Regions from separate parts of the Mus musculus genome. Here region 1 is linked to region 2. Evidence: chromatin loops called from intact Hi-C (ENCODE). Cell type or tissue: gastrocnemius. All regions are shown on one strand.

Region 1 (2,500 bases), 110 kb after region 2:
TGCCTATTCAGTGACATTCAGAATTGCCTCTGGCATTACACAATCACTTTGAATAAAAGCCAAGTCACTGCCCTACACAGGAAATTACCATCATCTAGGAAGAAGGAAGTTTGAGACCTAAAGAGGAACCAGAATAGATACTTAGAACTATAGATAGCTGAGTTACACCCATACACATGTATTTACAATGGCCTAAGGGAAAGGTGGACTATACAATAGACTAGAATAGGAACTATGGCAAGGGCACGAAGCCCTTGACCCTGGCTTTTAAGATTCAGTGGATCTTAGGTGGAGCTCTTTTTGATCCCAGTTGTTAACAATGAATTCTATACCAGGTGGCTCCTGTTAGACCTTCTGTGTTTGTATTCCTCTGTTTTGTGTAAGAATCCAGTAACCACTTTGTACCTTGCTGGTGTGTCACCCAACTTCCCTATTTTCTTCTGTATAAAAAGTTTGATGCTCGATTTGACAAATTACATCCAGATTCTACACAACCTCTCCTGTGTGCATCTGTCTGTCATTCCATCCAACGCTTTGCCCACCTGCGACTAGAGACCTGTTCCACGCAGACAAAGGGGCCCAGAGGGTCTGCGGCACCTCAACAGATACAAAAATATTGAAATTGTCCCATGCATCTCATCAGATCACCACGAACTAAGGCTGATCTTCAATAACAACATAAATAATACAAAACCAACACTCACATGGAAACTGAACAACACTCTCCTCAACGATACCTTGGTCAAGGAAGAAAGAAAGAAAGAAATTAGAGAACTTTTAGAGTTTAATGAAAATGAAGCCACAACATACCCAAAACTTATGGGACACAATGAAAGCATTCCTGAAAGGACAACTCATAGCTATGAGTGCCTCCAAAAAGAAACTAGAGAGAGCATACACTAGCAGCTTGACAACACACCTAAAAGCTCTAAAACAAAAGGAAGCAAATTCACCCAAGAAGAGTAGACAGCAGGAAATAATCAAACTCAGAGGCAAAATCAACCTACTGGAAACAAGAAGAACTATTCAAAGAATCAACCAAACGAGGAGCTGTTTTTTTTTTGTTTTTTGTTTTTTGTTTTTTGTTTTTTGTTTTTTTTTTTTTTTTTGAGAAAATCAACAAGATAGATAAACCCTTAGCCAGACTCACTAGAGGGCACAGGTGTGAGGAGTGGGTGTGGCAGCAGTTCCAAGATGGCGCCCGGGACTGCAGCCAAGTCTTATCACTTGCACCTGACTTCCTCATACACCTGAAAATAAGCTGCATCCATCGTGAGAACTGTGCAGGTGCAGCATGATGCAAGATCGGACCATATGACGAGGGATGATTCTGGCCAATGGACTGCTGTTACGTGGACTGGGCTGATAGGGTGTGACTGAGGGGTTATATAAGGGATTGAGATTGGGGGCGGGTTGGTTGTTGTTTTTTCCTGGAGAGATTGATTTCTGGAGAGAGATTCATGCATGATATTGAAAGGTTCCTGAATAAACTGCTTTGAGAAGAACATACTGTTGTCGCTCTTTTCTGCTGGCCAGTATGGGAGGCGACAAACAGGGACAGAATCATAAATAACAAAATCAGAAATGAAAAGGGAGGCATAACAACAGATCCTGAGGAAATCCAAAACACCATCAGATCCTTCTACAAAAGGCTATACTCAAAAAAAGTGAAAAACCTGGATGAAATGGACAAATTTCTAGGCAGATGCCAGGTACCAAAGTTAAATCGGGAACAGATTAATGACCTAAACAGTCCTATATCCCCTAAAGAAATAGAAGCCATCAATGATAGTCTCCCAACCAAAAAAAAAAAAAAAAAAAAAAAAAAAGCCCAGGACCAGATGGATTTAGTGCAGAGTTCTATCAAACCTTCAAAGAAGACCTAATTCCAGTTCTTCTCAAACTATTCCACAAAATAGAAACAGAAGGTACTCTACCCAATTCATTCTACAAAGCGACAATTACTCACATATCGAAACCACATAAAGACCCAACAAAGAAAGAGAACTTCAGACCAATTTCCCTTATGAATATCGATACAAAAATACTCAAAAAAATTCTCACTAATCAAATCCAAGAACACATCAAAACGATCATCCATCCTGACCAAGTATGTTTCATTCCAGGGATGCAGGGATGGTTTAATATACGAAAATCCATCCACGTAATCCACTATATAAACAAACTCAAAGACAAAAACCACATGATCATCTCATTAGATGCGGACAAAGCATTTGTCAAAATCCAACACCGATTCATGATAAAAGTCCTGGAGAGATCAGGAATTGGAGGCCCATACCTAACCATGATAAAAGCAAACTATAGCAAACCAGTAGCCAACATCAAAGTAAATGGTGAGAAGCTGGAAGCAATCCCACTAAAATCAGGGATTAGACAAGGCTTCCAATTTCTCCATACCTATTCAAAATAGTATTTGAAGTCCTAGCCAGACCAATTCGACAACAAAGGGCGATCAAGGGGATTCAAATTGGAAAGGAAG
Region 2 (2,500 bases):
AGTAGTTTCTGGGAATCAATAGATCTGCTACCAGTTAAAACTGCTCCGCAGAACCTTTAAAAATGTTTACACTCTGTGACCCAGTAATTCCACTTCTGGGAATTTGTACTAGGGAAAGAGAAGTCTGGACTAAGATTTATGTGGAAGGACAGCAATAGCAATGTTATTTACAGCCTAAAATTTGTAGTGAAAAATGCTCAAAATTAGGAGAATGATTAAGGAGATGATGCCATAGCCACATAATGAATTTTGAATACACCTAGTAAAAATTGTATCTTTAAATATTTAAGAACCTAGAAATATACATAACAATAAGTGAAGGGGTGGGATAATATCTACACGTATGCTTTGATCCCAGTTTTGTTTAATATTTCATACATATACAGACAAAATGAGTCAAAGGACATTTGAAACGTTAATTATATCTGAGTAGGAAAGTAGAAAATTATTCTATACTTTCCTGTATTTTTAAAATATATTTAAAAATTGTCCTACTAAAATTAGTGTCAGTCAACCAATTCCGTTCAATAAACAAATTAAATAAATGGGTGGGTGTTAATTATATTCTCAGTGAATAATCCCTGCCGTGTATGCCTGAAGTCACTCAGGATGTGCAGGGACTTTTTGAGTTCTCTCTCTCTCTCTCTCTCTCTCTCTCTCTCTCTCTTTCTCTCTCTCTCTCTCCCTCCCTCCCTCCCTCCCTCCATCCCCCCTCTCTCTCTTTCTCTCTCTCCCTCCCTCCCTCTCCTACTCTCTCTCTCTCTCTCTCTCTCTCTCTCTCTCTCTCTCTCTCTCTCTCTCTCTCTCTCTCTCTCATACACACACGCACACACACTCACCTATTTCAGTTTCATTTGCCTTTGTACAAGTTTCAGAAAATGTGACACCTCTTTCAAGGGAATTTGTAGTTCTCACTGGTGTGATTAATGCCTGTTCTCGCTGGCAGGTGGGCAAGTACTTATCCTGGTACAGCTGTTTATGCCCCTGAAAGTACACCAGTAGAGGGCTGTCTACTCTGTGGATTGCCCAGAAGGAACAGTTTGGTAGAACACTGGCCTCACTGGGAAAATAAAAGGAACTTTGTACAGACACTTGGGGAAGGGGGACAGAAATTTGGGGGCAAAACATAATACAGAGAGTGATACAGGCAGCAACTATGTTCACTAGAAAGGATTTCCCTAAGCCTGTGTTTTTAGTGTATTACTGTTTAAAGGGAATAGAACTGAACTTATAAGGAATCTTATTGGAGACATTTCTACTTTTCCTCTGAATATACAATAAGCAGATGAGTACACACATATTTGTAATAGTGAACAAAAATTGAACCATACTGTAAACATTATTCTATAACATACTTAAGGAAACCCAACACATTTTATGAATCTATTTTCCATGTCACTATATATAAATTTACCTCATTTTTAAAGATGCTGCATATTATTCCATAGGGTTTTAGATTAAAAAAAAACCTCCACGATTGGATATTTAATTTAGTTCCAGGTTTTTTTTATACCTATAAGCAATGTGGTGAACATGCCTGTGTGCACACCACAGAATCAATTTAAGAGAAAATCTTCCTTCCATCAGATATGCATTACCTAACCATTTGCAATTAGTTTCCTGGGCTCTGGAGAACAGTTTTTAATGGGTATGCCAAATGTTCTGTAGCATCCCGAATAGTCCAAGGCATCCTTTCCAATTAAGTTGCAGTCTACTACACACTGCATTTTAAATTACATTGTGCTTTAAGGACACGGAGCTGTCTTACATTATTGATACTGTTATAATGTCCTATCTTGATATTAATATCCTCAACTTGAATGAGCACTGTCTAAAGAGTGTGGGCAGCCAGAGGCTGCTGGTACCTATGACCAAGGGCAGCCCAACTCAGGGTAGCACAAATACAGATGCATAATTGTTGCTCCTCCAATCGCACCCAGCATCTCTCCAGCGTCTGGCACAAGGCCTAATTTCAGATAAGGCATTTATCTGACACCTATTGTTTGACAGGAAAGAAGGGGAGAAGCACCTATATGAACATCTAAACCAATAAAGGAAGCCTGCTTTCTGCTATCTCCCACCCTATCTGCCTCCCCTTACCCAAACTGAAACAATCACTCATTGTTTCAAATACGCTCTCTGGCTGTCTACAAGCATTTATCTTGATATCCTACTTGGAGGTGAACTCTTTAGCCATTGTGTGACACCTCCATTAAAAGTTATTCTTTTTAGAAAGTCTATCTACTAGTATTCATTTGTATTGGCATGGCTAAGTATGCTTAAATCTTGGGGTCAGAAGACCACTTTCCATCTATATGTATTTGACCAAATTAGCAAATCTCTCTGAATCTATGTTAATGCCTGTGAAATGGGAAGCATGCAGATCTCTGTTTTCAGTATTTCATAATATCTTTTCTCATGAGGTTAATATAAAAATGAAACTACATTGGGTGTAAGCAAGAGCTCTTTGATCATATGATCCTTATGAATTATTTGTTCC

What was found. Peaks named below come from ENCODE experiments on the same cell type or tissue, not always from the same donor. Only the 100,000 strongest peaks of a DNase experiment are listed, where the experiment ranks them.
Region 1: it touches region 2 in a loop (23-fold over the local background); 15 of 42 quality-filtered maps call a loop at or near these places.

The regions. Positions count from the first base shown.
Region 1 is chrX:38,364,796-38,367,295 of GRCm38, forward strand. No RefSeq gene overlaps it. Among named protein-coding and RNA genes, the nearest start is that of Atp1b4, 50 kb to the left of the region's middle. In gastrocnemius, no CTCF peak of the experiment used is centred here; a DNase peak (open chromatin) is centred at 1,275.
Region 2 is chrX:38,258,813-38,261,312 of GRCm38, forward strand. No RefSeq gene overlaps it. Among named protein-coding and RNA genes, the nearest start is that of Tmem255a, 7.6 kb to the left of the region's middle. In gastrocnemius, a CTCF peak has its summit at 995 (motif pointing right); no DNase peak of the experiment used is centred here.